Linked DNA regions of Homo sapiens: region 2 is linked to region 1. A link is a loop called in an ENCODE intact Hi-C map of the cell type or tissue named here. Cell type or tissue: HepG2. All regions are shown on one strand. Links, peaks and the distances in the headings refer to the core of each region. The heading gives the core; the rest is flanking DNA.

What was found. Hi-C counts contacts between places; a loop is a spot of excess contacts. Peaks named below come from ENCODE experiments on the same cell type or tissue, not always from the same donor. Only the 100,000 strongest peaks of a DNase experiment are listed, where the experiment ranks them.
Region 2: a loop joins it to region 1, with 3 times the contacts of the local background. A loop is called at or near these places in 2 of 110 quality-filtered maps.

What each region holds. Positions count from the first base shown.
Region 1 is chr4:184,544,559-184,554,251 of GRCh38, forward strand. No RefSeq gene overlaps it. Among named protein-coding and RNA genes, the nearest start is that of LINC02427, 12 kb to the left of the region's middle. In HepG2, for the core only: no CTCF peak of the experiment used is centred there; a DNase peak (open chromatin) is centred at 4,693; H3K4me3 peaks cover 1,992 bases.
Region 2 is chr4:184,607,288-184,616,980 of GRCh38, forward strand. The region is part of intron 1 of LINC02365 (long intergenic non-protein coding RNA 2365); the gene reads right to left. Among named protein-coding and RNA genes, the nearest start is that of LINC02365, 13 kb to the right of the region's middle. RefSeq lists an enhancer at 9,291-9,693. In HepG2, for the core only: no CTCF peak of the experiment used is centred there; DNase peaks (open chromatin) are centred at 1,454 and 4,944.

The DNA.
Region 1 (9,693 bases), core at 799-8,798:
TATAGTGGAAACACATATAAGAAATGTTTAAAAGGCTGAGAAATGGCTGGTAAATCCTAACTAGCATGTTGTCACCTTTAAATCTTACTCTGACAGACAGCATATAGTCCATTTGGAGTATGTGGAAATTTATGATGAAAAATTCCCATGGAAAAGTGATATTTGAGGTGAGTGGCCCTGTCCTGATGTCATATGACAGACAAACACACTGATGTGTTGGAAACCAATTCTAAAAAATTCTACATTTTAATTATTTTTCTTAAAGCCCTGATTTGTAGTGTTTGCTGATTTCCATAGTGTTATAATTTGAATTGTGTCCTCAAAAAGATATGTTGAAATCTTAACTCCCAGAAGCTCAGAATGTGGCCTTATTTGGAAATAGGGTAATTGCAGATATAATTAGTTAAAATGAGGTCATACTGGAGTGGGATGGGCTCTTAATACAACTAGTGTCCTTATAAGAGGAGGAGAAGAGACACAGACAGACACACCCACCAAGAATGCCACGTGACTCTGGAGGTGGAGATTAGAGCAACATGTCTGCAAACCAAGGAGTGGCAGGGATTGACGCCCCCATCAGAAGCTAGGAAGAGGTAAAGAAGACTTCTACCCAGGATCTCAGAGGAAACATAGCTCTGCTGACCCCGGTTCCAGATTTCTGGCCTCCAGAACTAGAAGAGAATACATTTCTATTGTTTAAAGCCACACACTTTGTGGTACTTTGCCATGGTAGCCTAGGAAACTAATACACATGGTGTAAATAGAGGTTGAGTATCTCTATTCCGAACATCCAAAATCCAAAATGTTCCAGAATCTGAAACTTTTTGAGTGCCAACATGATACAAGTGGAAAATTTCACACCCACCCTCATGGGATGAGTCGCAGTCAAAATGCAATCAATGCACAATAGCAAACATAGAGAATCAACCTAAGTGTTGATCAGTGGAGGATTGAGTGAAGAAAATGTGATGTATACTCCATGGAATACTAGTCAGCCATAAAAAAGAATGAAATCATGTCTCTTGCAGCAGCATGGATAGAACTGGAGGCTGCTATCTTAAGTGAAATATAACAGAAACAGAAAGTCAAATATCACATGTTCTCACTTCTAAGTGCGAGCTAAATAACATGTACACATGGACATAGAGAGTGGGATAATAGACATCAGAGACTCAAAAAGGTAGGAGGGTAGGCAGGGTGAGAGACAAAGAATCACCTATTAGGGACAACATGCACTCATCTAGTGAGGGTTTCTCTAAAAGCCCACATTTCACCACTATGCTATATAGCCATGTAAGGTAACTACAGTTGTAGCTCCCAAATCTATAAAAGTAAAAATAATTTTTAAAAAACTTGGTTTCATGCATGAAATTACTAAAAATATTGCATAAAATGACGCTTGAGTCTCTGTTTAGAAGGTGTACGTGAAACATAAAGGAATTTGTGTTTAGACATGGGTACCATCCCAAGATCTCTCATTATGCATATGCAAATATTCCAAAGTCCAAAATCCAAAACACTTCTGGTCCCAAGCGTCTCAGATAGGGGATGCTCAACCCATCCATCTTGGCCAAGTAACATGACTCCCCTGAATGCAGGGCTGGGATCCTGCGTGCTCCTGTTCTCATGAGCCAGGGTGTTCCAGCACAGGGCAGAACGGAAGGCTGCTAATCTAAGGCATGGAGAGTTCTGAGTTTGTCCAGAGAAGAATCTGACATAGGTTTGACTGAAAATCTTTGGTGTAGAATTATCATCAATGGACATTGTCCTATTTTGTATGCATTTTACCTTTTAAAGTCTCCATGTTGGGTTCCAGGAATACATTAACCTAATTCAGTTCCAGAGACACAAATGAGATCATGAATGCAAACCTGCCGGATGACTATTCAAATATCAATGACAACATGCAGAAATACAGTTCCAGTTGCACTGTTGAGACGAATTCCCATGTGTATGTACATGGTTTCAGCTGGGAGTTTTAAAGCCACTCAGCATTGAAATAGCCTGGATCAAGACAGACAAACACACAATGAAACTGCACACAAATAGTAGTGTCAGGACACTGTGGTCTTTCTGCTGAACCTCTCATCTTTTTTTTTTTTTTTTTTTTTTGAGACGGAGTCTTGCTCTGTTGCCCAGGTGGGAGTGCAATGGCATGATCTCAGCTCACTGCAACCTCCACCTCCCGGGTTCAAGCAATTCTCCTGCCTCAGCCTCCTGAGTAGCTGGGACTACAGGTGTGTGCCACCACGCCCGGCTAATTTTTGTATTTTTAGTAGAAACGGGGTTTCACCGCATTAGCCAGGATGGTCTTGATCTCCTGACCTCATGATCTGCCTGCCTTGGCCTCCCGAAGTGCTGGGATTACAGGCATGAGCCACCACGCTCAGCCAATGAACCTCTCGTTTCCATCCACCAAATAGGTATTGGGCTTTGAAGTCAGTCAGACCTGGGTTCAAATTCTAGCTCTGCCACTTACAGTCTATGTAGCTTGGGACAAACTGCTTAAACTCTAAAGCCTCAGTTTCCCCATCTGTGTAAAGGTGTTAAGAAGACTTAACTCAAAGGGCAATTATGAGGATTGACAGCGTTGACACAATACCTGGCATATGATGAACACTCAATAGACAGTAATCAAGCTATGCTGGCCACTCCCTATGTGGAGTTTTGAATCAGGAGGCTGAGTGCAGAGTGCAGAGTCCTCTTGGCCAGGTCCGACTGCGGAGACGGCAGAGGAGTGAAGGAGGTGCTGTGTACCCCAGGTCCCAGCTGTGTGCACCTTGAACTGGGGGAACCCCCGCCTCCTTTCTGTCTGGCATGAACTCTGCTTCCTCCCAAGGAGTTTGAGGCCTGAATTCACCCATGGTTTATTCACCCCTGACCCAAGCAAACGTTCAGTGTTGAGAGGAAGCAACAAATGTGAAAGATCAAGGCAGAACACAGAGCATTTCTGAGGAAGTCTGTCGCGCCCACTGTTTTGACAGGCTCTGGAAGCCCAGCTTTGCCTAGCCCAGGGCAAGTACAGTACTCTAGGAAGTAGTACTCGGGTGGGGCTGTTGGTAGCCGGGGGTGGTCATCTGATTACCAGGGAAATGCAGAGTTTATTTTATCTAATTACCAGGGAACTGCCTGAGAGATTTCATCTGTCATAATTCTAAACAATGCTGAGGAGACTTTATCTTTACAGTTTCCAGTGTAAAGGCCAGAGGATGCTGGTTGTTGAGAGTGGTGAGGGGGACATAAGCGTACATTATTCAGTTTTGTCTGATTTTGTATACACTTGAAAATCCCCTTAATAAAAAGCAGCACCAAAGCCAGGAGCAATGGTGTGCACCTGTGGTCCCAGCTACTCGGGAGTCTGAGTGGGGAGGATGGCTTGAGCCCAGGAATTCCAGACCAGCCTGGGCAACATAGTGAGACCCACCTCTAAAAAACCAGCAACAAACAAAAAACAGAAAAACCAAAACAAATTTTTTTTTTTTTTGAGACGGAGTCTGGCTCTGTCTCCCAGGCTGGAGTGCAGTGGCGCCATCTCGGCTCACTGCAAGCTCCGCCTCCCGGGTTCACGCCATTCTCCTGCCTCAGCCTCCCGAGTAGCTGGGACTACAGGCGCCCGCCACCACGCCCGGCTAATTTTTTGTATTTTTAGTAGAGACGGGGTTTCACCGTGTTAGCCAGGATGGTCTCGATCTCCTGACCTCATGATCCGCCCGCCTCGGCCTCCCAAAGTGCTGGGATTACAGGCGTGAGCCACCGCGCCCGGCCCCAAAACAAATAATTTTAAAAGAAACAAAAATTTAAAAAACAACTAACAACCAGGAATAACCCTCTCCTTTGAGAACCCCAATACCACCTCACAATACACATAATCATGAGAATCTGTATTAAGGGTTTCTCACCCTTAATACAGGAAGTTGCCATACAAAAGGAAGTATGCAGACGTCGCTCTGTGTCTCTTAAAGTTCCAACGTTTCCTTACTCATAAATGACAAAGAGTGCTCTTCAGATTGACACATCAGGTTGCAGCTCTTCTCTGCTTGAAATCCCTCTGTAGCTTTTCAAGGTAGTGTCCCCTCCTTCGAAGGGAACAGCAGCTCCTTTGTGACCAGGATCCAGCACACGTTTCGTCTCCTATTTGTACTCTCCGGCTCTTGTGTGCTGGTCTTCTCCCTCCAGCTCCAGGGAATGATGTGCGTTTTCCTGGCATTTGCCTTCTGCCTCTTTCCTGGATCCGGGCTGTTTCCACTTCCTCCCCTCCCCACTCCCACGCCCCTGCCCATCACCTACTCATCCTGCAAGTCTGACCTGAAGCCCTGCCTCTTGTGCAAGATCTCCGGACCCTCAGCAGAGACCTCCCTCCATGCTCCTGTTGCAGGACTTTCCCTTAGTTCAGCTGCAAGATCTCCGGACCCTCAGCAGACCTCCTTCCCTGTTCCTGTTACAGGACTTTCCCTTAGTTCAGCCAACCACGGGGTCCTTGTCCGTCCCACGGCCACGAAAATGTAGGCTTGCAGACGGTTTGAAGGGTGAGTAAAGCAGGGTTTTATTGGGTGAAAAGGAAAAAAGGGAGGAAAAGGGACCCTCTGCGAAGCCAGAGTCCCTGCTGGTGCCCTTCCTGTCTGCCAATTTGAATCCTAGATTCCACCCAGAAAGAGGTGGGGCCGGGCTCCTCCCCAGTGCGAAGGGCGTGAACTTGCCGAGGGTCCACCCCGGTGCACAGGCCGGTTGGAGATTGCTGTCTCACTCCCATTGTACATAGTCATTACCTCTCATTGTTTCTATTTTTTCCCTCTGAGAGAGGTGAGCCTCTTAAATGCAGGAGTGATTTTATCTTTTTGTCTTCCCAGTGCATGGCACATAGTTGATTTTTTGTTTTTTTTTTTCCTGAGACAGGGTCCAGCTCTGTCGCCCAGGCTGGAGTGCAGTGGCGCAATCTCGGTTCACTGCAGCCTTCACCTCTAGGCTCAAGTGATCCTCCCACCTCAGCCTCCCAAGTAGCTGGGACTAGAGGCATGCACCACCGCACTTGGCTAATTTTTGTATTTTTAGTAGAGATGGGCTTTCGCCATGTTGCTCAGGCTGGTCTCGAACTCCTGAGCTTGAGTGATCCACCTGTCTCAGACTCCAAAAGTGCTGAGATTACAGATGTGAGCCACCGCACCCAGCCAAAAACACAAATAAGTGTATTAATAGTGTGAGGCATTGCAAAATATTGCTGAGAATACAGTTCACTAGTATCATCATCATAGAGCACAAAACAAATTCTGATATTATTAAGAATATCAGCCAGGTGCAGTGGCTCACGCCTGTAATCCCAGTACTTTGGGAGGCTGAGGCAAGCAGATCACCATGTTGAGAGAGAGACCATCCTGGCCAACATGGTGAAACCCCGTCTCCACTAAAAATACAAAAATTAGCTGGGTGTGGTGGCACACACCTGTAATTCCAGCTACTCGGGAGGCTGAGGCAAGAGGATTACAGCCAGGCATGGTGGCTCACACCTGTAATCACAACACTTTGGGAGGCTGAGGCAGGCAAATCACGAGGTCAGGAGTTCGAGACCAGCCTGGCCAACATGGTGAAACTCTGTCTCTACTAAAAATACACAAATTAAATGGGTGTGGTGGCGGGCGCCTGTAATCCCAGCTACTTGGGAGGCTGAGCAAGGGGAACCATTTGAGCCCAGGAGGTGGAGGTTGCATTGAGCCGAGGTGACAGGGTGAGACTCCATCTCCAAAAAAAAAAAAAAAAAAAGAATATCGTAGCTCTAACACATACATAGAAAACTCATTCTATTAGAAATTAAATTATACTAATATTATTGACAATCACTTTTATAGCTGTCATTGTAAACTCAAAGACAAGAAATAAATTCATCACGAGAAAACATAAAACAAGTACTTAGCCTTATTGTTGAGTTGCCTTTTACTGAATGGTACCTCAGTTCTTGGGATAAAGTTTGAAACAGCAACTGGAAGGACAGCTTTAACTTGAAAACGGTTTTATTTTTAGAGTTGTCATGTTACAAAAGCTCTTCTCACATAGCTAAGCTGTTGGAAAGAGACCAGGTTTTGTGAAAGTTTTTCATTAAGTGTTTCATGTTATCATCACTGTAACCCCAAACAATGGCAAATGCTTCATAAGCCGCTGAAATGCCGATTCAGCTGATAAATTAATAAAATTCTCCTTCTTTAAAGTCCTAAGCCAGAAAACACTTGTTAACATTTTTAACAGGAATGAATGAAGATGGATGGACCACCCAAAGATGCTCCTATCCCAGGGTAATCTCCAAAGACAAAACATCAATTTCACTGTGTTTTTTGCTTACCCAGGTCAAGAGTTACCAATACCAAGACATCAAACTGCACAGAGATTGGACCTAGAGCAGCAGGAGGTAGTATATAAAACACCAATACTAGAGGGAATTAGGAGAGGGAGCAGAAAAATGATTCATCTGTAGCACGTGTGGTCTGCAAGTTGCAGGGTGTAGAATGTAGCTTGTGGATAGAGGAAGAGTATTAGAAAAAATTAATGCTCATTCAAGTTTATTTTATGAACTAGCCAAAAAGTCACACATGGATACTCACAGTAGGTAGAATAATCAGAGCAGAAATAGCACTTCTGGCACATAGTTATTGGGATTGAGGAAGAATTCATTTTAGCTTTAATTTTAAAATAGCTTTAATTACTTTTATTTTAATTAATTCTTCTAAAGCTTTTAATTTTAAAAAAGCTTTTAATTTTTATTGTGGAAAAACATACATAGCATAAAATTTGCCATTTTAACGATTTCTAAGTGCATAGTTCAGCGTCACTAAATACAATCACCTGATTGTACAACCGTCACCACCATCCATCATCTCTAGAGCTTTTTCCTTTTCAACTTCCCAAACTGAAACTCTGTACCCATTAAACAATAGCTCTTCATTACTCTATCCTCCCAGTACCTGGGAACCATCATTCTACTTCTGGTTTCTATGAAAATGACATTCTAGATATCTCATATAAGTGGAATCATGCAGTGTTTTTTGTATCCAGCTTCTTTCACTTAGCCTTATGTCAAGGCTCATCCATATCGTAGCATGTGTCAGAATGTCTCTTTTTAAGGCTAAGTAATATTCCACTGTATGTCTGTACCACATTTTGTTTATCCATTCCTCTGTCAATGAATGCTTCCACCTTTTGGCTATCATGAATAATGCTGCTATGCAAGTGAATTTGCAAATATCTGTTGAAGTCCCTGCTTTCAATTCTTATGGGTTTAAACCCAGAAGTGGACTTGATGACTCACAGGGTAATTCTATGTTCCAATTTTTTTAGGAGCCACTGTACTCTTTTTCCACCATGACTATACCACCGTAGAGTCCACCAGCAATGCACAGGAGTTCTGATTTGGCTACATCCTCACCAAAATGTATATTTCCTGTTTTTTTTGATAATTGCCATCTTAATGGGTATGAAGTAGTATCTTATTGTGGTTTTGATTTCCTTAGTAATCAGTGATGTTGAGCATCTTTTATGTGCTTGATGGCCATTTGTATATCTTCTTTGGGAAAATGTCTACGTAAGTCCTTTGAATATTTTTTAATTGGGTTGTTTATTTATTGTTGAGTTGTAGGAATTCTTTATATATTCTGGATATTGATCCCTTATCAAATATATTATTTGAAATATTTCCTTCCATTCTGCAGGTTGTCCTTTGATTGCACAAAAGTTTTAAATTTTGATGAAGTCCAGTTTACTTATCTTTTTCTTTTGTTGCCCATGCTTTTGGTGTCAGAAAGCTTTTAGCTTATAATTTTAAATATATCATGTTTCCTGCCTCATATGTACCACTGGACAAGGTCCCTTTTATGTGCTCAGCTTCTGTCAGAGGTCCATGTATTTTGAAGTGGAGAACAAAGATAATTGCAAAATTGGCATGGAGAACTAAGGTAATTATGAAAGTTCCAGACACAAAGAGAGAAGGTTCAATATGCCAGCAGTTCTCTACCAATCCATCCTGGAAGTCTTCTTTTAGGACTGCCTAAATAATGCAGGGGATGAGTGCAAGACACACAAGTGTTCCAGAAGCATGTAAACAAGATACCGAGAAGAGGATACGATAAAATAAGATGAGATAGGAATATTAGGAAAGCCCTTGTTCAGAAGGTTGCCTACAGAGGCAAAAGGGACAGTTTCACTTTGCTGAGGGAAACAGGGTGGTAAGAACCCTCACGGGGAAGACCTCTGCTTACCCTGACACAGAGAGAAGGTGTAAAATAACTTAATGGAAGACCATTAGGCTGAGATAGCTCCTATGGCCTGGGTTCCTACACAGACAAAATGAAACAAGCTTAGCCCGTCACAAGTGTCCGGATGAATATTACCTGTGTAATGAGAGGCCTTCCACCAGGATGGTTCAAATAATGCAACTGCCCAAATTTTCACCAAATAGTTTCTCTACTCCTACATTCACCCTATAAAAGCCTTCCCTACAAACACCACCAGTGCATCCTCCAACCAATTTCAGTTTGGCGCTGCCTGATCCATGAATCTCTGTCTGTTCAAATAAACTCTTTAAAATTCTAATATGCTTAAGTTTATCCTTTAAAAAAAAATTGAGATGGGATCTTCCTATGTTGCCCAGTCTGGTCTTGAACCCCTGAGCTTGAGGGATCATCCCATCTCAGCCTCCTGAGTAGCTGGGACTACAGAAATGTGCCCCCACACCCAGATTACATTTATCTTTAAACAAGAGTTTGACCCCTTTCTGAAATTTATTTATGTTAAGACATGAACCCTAGTGATATTGCAGGCTCATTTTAGACCATCAGACATTTTGGTCTCTGGACCACTATTTGCCGTTTGTGACCTGATCTCCTAAGAAATTCAAGTGTAATTCAAGTTAGTTTACCCTCTGCTGATCAGGGGAGGTTGCTCTGGGTGCAAGTTCAAGACAGGCACTCATGCCTTCCTACCAACTCCTCTGGAGATTCAACAGGGCAAATCTTGCTCTCTTGGGGCCTAGGACAGAGCAAGGCCTCCTTCTGGGGCTGAATCACTGAATTTCTTCCCAGCCCTGTGCCCTCCCTATATGAAGACACGGATGCTGGGTAGACAGTCACCAAAGACATGTCTCCCCTAGTGTCTGGACCCTTCACTGTATATCTCCTGGTCATTTCTGCTGACCAGACTACCCCCTCCCTGTGCTGACCTTGGAGAAGTGAAGCCTGCTCCCAAGGTACCTAGACTTTTTGCTGCTTTACAATCACACAGTTTCACCTGGGATAGGAGATGGCAGGAAAATCATCAGTGATTTCTGTTCCCCTCCGAGGGTCTCTAGATAATTTGATCATTGCCTCCCAAGGCTTTATTACCTGGCCAGTCTCCTGGAGAGATGAGAAATATTTCCACTGAGGACAGGATGCACTGCCTGACATGAGCTTATTGCAAGTTAAGTCTCCAACGTGGTTCAGAAAGGCCATCTGCCTTCTGCTCAGATCTGCTGCTCATGGGTTGAGTGCTCCTGACAGGTACACAAGTCTTCCACTCCAAAGCCCAGACCAGGAGAGGGGTGGCTTCACCAGTGGAGGGCACCAGGCTCTGTGATGAGCCGGGAACTGGAATGCGGCCACCTAGGCAGAAGTGGAGGTGATGGAGATACTGAGTGGCAGGGAGAGTAAGACCCTTGGTATGAAGAGCATTCATCAT
Region 2 (9,693 bases), core at 651-8,650, 63 kb after region 1:
AAAAAGTCAGGAAACGACAGATGCTGGAGAGGATGTAGAGAAATAGGAACGCTTTTACACTGTTGATGGTGGTATAAATTAGTTCAACCATTGTGGAAGACGGTGTGGCAATTTCTGAAGGATCTAGAACCAGAAATACCATTTGACCCAGCAATCCCATTACTAGGTATATACCCAAAGGATTAGAAATCATTCTACTATAAAGACACATGCACACATATGTCTATTGCAGCACTGTTCACAATAGCAAAGACTTGGAACCAACCCAAATGCCCATCAGTGATAGACTGGATAAAGAAAATGTGGCATATATACACCATGGAATACTACGCAGCCATAAAAAAGGGTGAGTTCATGTCCTTTGCAGGGACATGGATGAAGCTGGAAGCCACCATTCTCAGCAAACTAACACAAGCACAGAAAACCAAACACCACATGTTCTCACTCATAAGTGGAAGTTGAACAATGAGAACACATGGACACAGGAAGGGGAATATCACACACTGGGGCCTGTTGCGGGTGGGGAGTCTAGGGAAGGGATAGCATTAGGAGAAATACCTAATGTAGATGACAGGTTGATGGGTGCAGCAAACCACCATGGCACGTGTATACCTATGTAACAAACCTGCACGTTCTGCACATGTACCCCAGAATAAAGAAAAAAAAATACAGGCTGGGCACGGTGGCTCATGCCTGTAATCCCAGCACTTTGGGAGGCTAAGGTGGATGGATCACAAGGTCAAGAGTTCGAGACCAGCCTGGCCAATATGGTGAAACCCCGCCTCTACTAAAAATCCAAAAAAATTAGCCAGGCGTTGTGGCACATGCCTGTACTCCCAGCTACTTGGGAAGCTGAGGCAGGAGGATTGCTTGAACCTGGGAGGCGGAGGTTGCAGTGAGCCGAGATCACACCACTGCACTCCAGCCTAGGTGACAGAGTGAGACTCCGACTCACACACACACAAAAATATATATATGTATATATATATGACCTATGACCTGTAAGCCCATGTTTCCAGATGTCCTTCCTGCCTTTCCAGGTCAACTGTTACCAATGCCCTGGGTTCCTGTAATGTCCCATGTTAGAAATCAAGAGAGATCACCAGATACAGCAGCAAAGAGAAACTTTTTTATTTTTTTTATTTATTTATTTATTTATTTATTTATTTATTTATTTATTTTGAGATGGAGTCTCACTCTGTTGCCCAAGCTGGAGTTCAGTGGCGCGATCTCAGCTCACTGCAACCTCCGCCTCCTGGGTTCAAGCGATTCTCCTGCCTCACCCTCCCAAGTAGCTGGGATTACAGGCGCCTGCCACCACCCCTGGCTAGCTTTTTGTATTTCTAGTAGAGACAGGGTTTTGCCATATTGTCCAGACTGGTCTCCAGCTTCTGACCTCAGGTGATCTACTGGCCTTGGCCTCCCAAAGAAAGTTTATTTTAGCTTGTGCTCAGGAAAGAACAAAGAATGGACTGTTCCCTGAGAGGACTGTGTGGGTTAGTTTTACAGGGCCTTTGTAAAAGGCAGGGTTCCATCAGGAGATCTACAGGAGGGGTTTTTCTAACGCTTGCACAGTGGTTCAACCTGCTTCTTTATACATTGTATGTAGCATTAGCTGGGCGATCTTGGCTCACTGCAACCTCCGCCTCCTGGGTTCAAGTGATTCTCCTGCCTCAGCCTCCCAAGTAGCTGGGATTACAGGCATGCGCCACCATGCCCAGCTAATTTTGTATTTTTAATAGAGACTGGGTTTCTCTGTGTTGGTCGGGCTGGTCTCAGGCTCTTGACCTTAGGTGATCCGCCCACATCGGCCTCCCAAACTGCTGGGATTACAGGCGTGAGCCACCGAGCCCGGCCGATAACATCACTATTGTAAAACATAAGATCAGTGCTTGAAATATTTTGCAGCCCCTGCACTCAGTGGATCAGCTGGCACCACCCAGATCAATAAACGGGCTCACCGTGACCCTCATTCAGGGACTGACTTAGCTCAAGACGACAAGCTTCAACTCCCTATGATTTCATCTCTCACCTGACCAAGCAGCACTCTCTCGCTTTCTGACCCCCCACCCACCAAATTATCCCTAAAATCCCTGATCCATGAGTTTTCAAGGAGACTGATTTGAGTAAAAATAAAACTCCAGTCTCCCCCACAACTGGCTCTGTGTGAATTAAACTCTATTGCAATTCCCCTTCCTTGATAAATCAGCTCTGTCTAGACAGCAGGCAAGGGGACCCCATTGGGGCAGTTGCAGGTTCGTGTAATCTCCCAGGCTAGAAGTCAAGAGAGATCACCAGACATAGCAGTAATGACAAAGTTTATTTTAGCTTGTGCTCAAGGGAGCCAGCATGGAGAAAGCGCAAAGAATGGGCTGCTCCCCGAGAACAGTGTGTGGGTTAGTTTTAGGGTCTTTGTAAAGGAAAGGGTTACATCAGGGCACACATAGGAGGGGCTTTTCTTGTGCTTGCCGGTGGTTCAACATGCTTTTTGATATGTCATATGTAGCCTTCACATTTTAAATCTCCAACCCTGAGTATGATTTTTAGTATTAAAATAAGGAAGGAGTAATTGTAGGCTGGAGTTTAACTTTACATGTAGGGCTCTGGGGAAGTCTCCAGCTCCCCTGAAATAAGAGCTTGCAGTTAACTGCTCCTTGGGTCTTTTGTTGCTGACTGGCTGAGAGTTAGAGAAGCTAGAGCTTGAGTGGGGGCCTCCGTATGCTTTTCCTCCAGACCATCTTAAAGTAGGGAACCAACCTGCCTGCCTGTCTCAAAACCAATGTATACTTTATATGTATTGATTTACATCTTCGCCTGTAACTCCTGTCTCCCTAAAATGTATAAAACCAAACTGTAACCTGACCACCCCGGCACACTTTCTTAGGTCCTCATGAGATCTCCCTGGGCCATGGTCACTCATAATGGCTCAGAATAAACTCCATTAACACTAAGGAATGAATTCCAAGCATAAACCTTTCACCCCAGATCTGTTTCTTTCTACCACTTACTCCACCATTGTGATAGTTCTTCCTCTCCATACCCTACCACTTTGTAAAAACCCAATGGGGAAATCAGTGTTCCTTCCCAGGGCAAGGTCTAATCCAGCATCTTACATGGGTGTTAAGATCAGTCCCTAAAAAGCTGAGCTATGCTGGCTTAGCTTGGCCTTGTCCCTCTGTAGTCTGGGCAAAGCAGGATATGCCATCTCCTTAAGACCTCCATTCCCCAGGGTGCTTGGGTCCAATTTAATTGAATTGAATGTAGCCCTTACACTGACCTGCCTTGGGATTGACCAGAATTATGTGTATTTTTTTAAGCTCTTGAGTCACCAAGATTTATGTATTATTATTATTATTTTTTGAATCAAAGTCTCGCTCTGTCACCCACACTGGAGGGCAGTGGCGTGATCTCGGCTCACTGCAGCCTCTGCCTCCCAGGTTCAAGCGATTCTCCTGCCTTAGCTTCCAGAGTTGCTGGGATTACAGGCATGTGCCACCACACCCAGCTAATTTTTGTATTTATAGTACAGATGGGGTTTCACCATGTTGGCCAGGCTGGTCTTGAACTCCTGACCTCATGATCTGTCCGCCTGGGACTCCCAAAGTGCTGGGATTACAGGCGTGAGCCACAGCTCCCAGTGAGTTACCCAGCTCTCTTTTGCTTTCCTTTTTGACAGATAAGTAGGTAGAGTTTAGGAGGCTGGCCAATTCGTTATCTAGGATAAGGTAGAGGCTAGACTTCTCATGCTCTGGAATTTTCTTGGACTCAGTTTACTCCTATTGACTTGGAATGAAGAGAAAGCTTCTTACCAGGTTGAGTATGGAAAAACCCAAAAATATTTTTCCTCAGCTTTCCCATAACACAGAATACTTCTGTGCCCAGATGTATGAGGTTTCTCCACGCACCAAGCAATTCTACAGCAGGCAATAGCAGCTGAGTGTCCTGTAATTCAATTCTGACGCCATCCACCTGGAAACAGTGTCAGATCCCACAGGTCAAGGACTCAGTCCCCAAGACTCCCCCGCTGCAAAATCTGATGATAATCGGAAGCCACAGGTTGTTTCGCCCATGCTTCTGACTGACCTCCTACCAACTGGGGTTTGCACACCCCCTTGCTGGGCTCAGTTAATTTGCTAGAGTGGCTCACAGGACTCAAGGAAATACCTACATTAACAGATTCATTATAAGGAATATTACAAAGGATACAGGTGAAGACATGCACAGGGTGAGGTATGAGGAAATTGGAGGGCAGCTTCCACGCCCTCCCTGGGTACCACCCTACAGGAACCTCCATGTGTTCAGCTCTCCAGAAGTTCCTCAAACCCTTTTGGGTTTTTATGGAAGCTTCATTACATAGATACAATTAATTCACTGTTAGCCATTGGTAATCAACTTAACCTCAGCCTCTCTCTCTTCCCGGGAGGCTGGGGGTGGGGCTGAAAGTCCCAACTCTCTAATCCTGCCTTGGTCTTTCTTGTGACCAGCCCCTATACTGAAGCTACCTGCGTGCTGCCAGCCTTCAGTCAACTTATTAGCATACAAAAAGACAGCACTTCGGAGGTTCTAAGGGTTTTAGCTGTATGCCAAGAGGCCACGGAAGACCAAATATATATTTCACATGATCATGTAGGTGTTCCTTGTTTGTCTCACCAACCATCTGACAGGTTCCTCCAGGGCCTCAGATGAGTCTTTTCACTCTGTAGTCCCAGTACCTAGCACAATGCCTGACAGACAAATTGTAAGCACTCTATAAATGTTGAATGGAAACTGTAGATACCCCAGGGATTGTCTGTACATTTAGGGCTAAACCTGCTAACACGGCTGCCACAGTAACACAGGACATCTCCCTCTAGATAGCTTAGCATGGTGGCTCAGAGCACAGAGTCTACAGTAAGACTCTTGAGTTCAAATCCCAACCCTGCCATTTCATAATATACTGTGACCCTGGTCAGATTACTTGTTTTCCCTCAGTGAACTGAGGATATCTCCTAAGGTTGATGAGAGGATTACATGAGTTAATGTTTAGAAACCCGCTTAGCATAGAGGCTGGCACGAAGCTGAGAGCTATATCAAGTGTTGATAAGTAAATAGAACAGTTTTCTTAGCCTTACTGACATCTTTAATGGTATCAAACTATGGGGGATATTTAGAATAATTTACATGGTTCTATAGTACTTTAACTTGTTAGACATCTTTCCTGCTGTTATCTCTTTAAAAATTCTCATATCACTTCTACTTTGAAGGAAGATCATTAAATGAATTTATGGGAGGCCACTGCTTTGGACTGAGCTCCTGCACTAGGCCCACCAGACCAGACCAAACCAAACCAGAATGGAGTTCCTCATGCTAGGTGCCACATAATCAAACTGAACTTTGAATGGGCCAGTTTTCAAAAAACAGGAGACACAGGAACCAGTCACAAGGGGCCTAGTTTACCTGAGCCAGCATGACAAAAAGTTCCCTCTGTTTTAACTCTGTAAGGAAAGTAACTTTGAAATGACCGATCAACTCTTTGTTACCTGTCTCAGCCCCTTTTTGCCTATAAAGCTGTAAATGAAAGGTATCTGAGGCAGGTCGCAATCAATTTAGAAAGTTTATTTTGCCAAGGTTTAGGATGTGTCTGTGGCACAACCTCAGGAGGTCCTGACAACACGTGCTAAGGTGGGTGGGGCACAGCTTGGTTTTATACTTTGGGAAGACATGAGACATCAATCAATACATGTAAGATGTACATTGGTTTGGTCTAGAAAGCTGTGACAACTCAAAGTGGGGGTTTTCAGGTCACAGGGAGATTTAAAGATTTTCTGATTGGGGATTGGTTGAAAGAGTTATTAAATAGAAAGGATGTCTGGGATACAATAAGGGGTTGTGGAGACCAAGGTTTTATCAGACAGATGAAGCCTCCAGAGGACATGCTTCAGAGAGAATAGATTGTAAATGTTTCTTATCAGACTTAAAGAGTCTGTTCTATCTGTAATTCCAAAAGGGGGGAAGGTATAATGAAGCATATCTGTTTCCCTCTTCCCATCATGGCCTGGATTAGTTTTTCAGGTTAACTTGTAACGCCCTTGCCAAGAGGAGGGACCTGTTCAGATAGTGGGAGGCTCAGAATTTTATTTTTGGTTTACAAAGCCAATCTCTTCTGCTCAGCCCATCAGAGCACCTGTCTATTTTTACAGAGATGTTGTCTAATTCATGAATTGCTAATTAAGCCAATTAGATCTTTAAACTAAATTTGTTGTAATTTCGTCTTTTGACAATGTTATCGTTTCTATTTTAGGGAAGCAGAAACTGGAGTTCAGATTGGGGAAGTGGCAGCTAGCTAGAGGATCCCAGAGCTGTCACTAGCCAAACTACACAAAACACAATGGAGAAAAGGTGGATATGGGAGCTGGGGCAGGGAGGGGAGGATTCTGAGTTGAAATGAACTGTGATTGCAGTTTGTGAAAAATATTTTTTCTTTTTTTATTTTTTTATTTTTGAGATGGAGTTTCACTCTTGTCACCCAGGCTGGAGTGCAATGGTGTGATCTCCACGATCTCTGCTTACTGCAACCTCTGCCTCCTGGGTTCAAGGGATTCTCCTGCCTCAGCCTCCCGAGTAGCTGGGATTATAGGTGCCTGCCACCATGCCCAGCTAATTTTTGTGTGTGTGTGTGGTTTTTTTTTAGTAGAGATGGGGTTTCACCATGTTGGCCAGACTGGTCTCAAACTCCTGACCTCAGGTGATCCACCCGCCTCGGCCTCCCAAAATTCTGGGATTACAAGCGTGAGCCACCATGCTCGGCCTGTGAAAAATATTTCGTAGTCATAGTTTGCCTGTGAATTTCTCATGCTGAAAAACGAGGTGCTCAACAAACTCCAAAGAAAGTTCAGATGTCAACTTTGAATTTTCTGGAATTTACTTGATGCAATTTTCAATTATGCCTTTCTCCATGGAGGTTTCATAGTTGGTATCAGTGCCGCGACATGAGGGACATTTACATCAGGGCTTGAACATAAAGTAGATGGGCCTATGGCTCATAGATAAACATTCACAACAAGCTTCCATCAGTGACTTGGTCGGCGGTGGTGGGGATTTAGGAGAAATTTATGAAGAGAATTGTAGGAGAGCAGTCAGGGTGGTAGGAAAAATTATAGGAAAAGGATGCAAACCTTCTCGGAAGGCTGGGAGTTTGCATAGCTTCAGAAGAGAGTTTGGCTGAAGGCAGCTGAATTCTCTTAAGAGCTTAGGTTAGATAACAAGGGGTTGTAAAGAAACTGATCTAGATAAGTTAGTTTACTTAGGCTCAGAACCTGGCCTTTAATCATCCATGTGGGACTACTCTCTCCAGGGAGGGCAACCATGTTAATTACCCACAAGAGGGTTGACTCAAAGCCTTTGTCATTAAATCTGTACTAAATAAATGCCTGCAGCACCAACTTGTCAGGGCCATGGCTGCTGACTCCTTACAGCACCCTCCTCAGGGTCTGTGCATGGCCCAGTCCCCTAGCCTGCTCTTTCACTGGATACTGGTGTCTTGAGTGCATTCTTTCATCCATCGTTCGGCCAGCGTCTGTGGGTTGGACCTGGCAAGCATCCATAGAAATCATGTTAATATTTTAGTAGGATAACTTTAGGGACGCAAATGTACTAGAATGGTCCTGAGTCTAGCCCATCTTTCTTTTTCATGAGCTCATTGAATAAACCAAAATATTATCAGAAAGGGGTCCCAATCCAGACCCCCAAGAGCGGGTTCTTGGATCTCACGCAAGAAAGAATTCAAGGCGACTCTGTTAAGTTAAGTCAAAGCAAGTTTATTAAGAAAGTAAAGGGGCCAGGTGCAGTGGCTCATGCCTGTAATCCCAGCACTTTTGGAGGCCGAGGTGGGCGGATCACAAGGTCAGGAGATTGAGACCATCCTGGCTAACACGGTGAAACCCTGTCTGTATTAAAAATACTTTGTTCAGCCTTTGTTACAAAGCCGATTTTGTTTGTTTGTTTGTTTGTTGTTTTTGGTTGGGGGGGGACCAAACCACTTTATTGAGGGGAATGGGGTGGCAAAGCAGCAAGGATGATGAGATCTGACATCCTCGGCTGGGAGCTCCTAGGATCTGCAGGCACTGAAAGCTACCAGCAGGTTTTTTAAAGGCAAAGGGGACAAGCAGTGGGCTGATACAAAGTTGTATGACAGGAAGTCTCATTGGTTTACAGAAATAACATTAATGATTGGCTATACATTGTTAAGCTATAGTGTGTGGGTTATAGTGTCAAGTACATTATTATTAGGTTAATTTATAGCTATTATGGCAACAGCAAGAAGTTTCAGAAGATGAATATATCACTCAAGGGGGAAGTACAATGTGATTGTTGGCTCATCTTAATGTCTTTCTGGGCCACACGCAGTGGCTCACGTCTATAATCCCAGCACTTTGGGAGGCTGAGGTGGGCGGATCACCTGAGGTCAGGAGTGTGAGACCAGCCTGGCCAACATGGCAAAACCCCATCTCTACTAAAAATACAAAAATTATCCAGGCATGGTGGCATCCCTGTAATCCCAGCTACTCGGGAGGCTGAGACAGGAGAATCGCTTACATCCAGGAGGCAGAGGTTGCAGTGAGCCAAGATCACACCACTGTACTCCAGCCTGGGTGACAGAGCAAGAGTGTCTCAAAAAAAGTCTCTCTGGGTCTGATAATTTTAAAGGACTCACCTTCCTTGGATAAAAGCTATTTTCTCTTCTCATTGATAAAGACAAGATTAAAAAAATTTTTTTCAGACTACCAAATTGATTAACAAAGTGGCAGGAAGTAAATTAGAAAGAACAAATCTGTCCATTAAAAGCGGATACTTTTTATTTATTTATTTACTTACTTTTTTGTTTGAGACAGAGTCTTGCTCTGAGCTCAGGCTGGATTGCAGTCAGTTGTGCAGTCATAGCTCACTGCAGCCTTCGATTACTGGGCTCAAGGGATCCTCCCACCTCAGCCTCCCAAGTAGCTGGGACTGCAGGCAGCACTTGGCTGATTTTTAAAATTTTTTTTGTAGAGATAGGGTCTTGCTATGTTGGCCAGGCTGGTCTCAAATTCCTGGGCTCAAGCAATCCTCCTGCCTTGGGCTCCCAAAGTGCTGGGATTACAGGTGTGAGCCACTGTGCCCAACAAAAGCAGATTTTAAAATATTTACATCATTTAATTTTTGTATCAGCCTGGTTTAGGGTAAACAGATTGTAGGGACCAAGGGAAAACTTCTCCTTCACCCGCTGAAGGTTCACTGAAAAATCAACTGACAAAAGGCATATTAATAGGAGAAAAGGCATCCAAATTTATTAATATATATGGGAGTCCTACAAAATATAAGAACTCAAAGAAATGGCCAGATGGTTGACCTCTTTATGCCGTCTCAAGGTTACAGAAAGAATGGGGCCTCAGAGCATGGCTAAAAACAGGTTATGGTGGTAAATCAGTTTCTAATGGCAAGACAGGTTATGGGAGGGAGAGAAGAGGAGACCTGGTCTGCAAAGGTGGTCTTGTTATGTAGATGAAACCTTGCAGGTGGCAACCGTCACAGAGAATAGATGGGAAATGTTTCTTTCAGCTCTTTAAAGATGTCACTCTCAGTTAATCTTTTCTAGATCCAGACAAGGGAGGAACTCTAAGCCTGACTGTATCACTGCTGATTTTCCCTCAGATGCAAATCTCCCCCACCAGACAC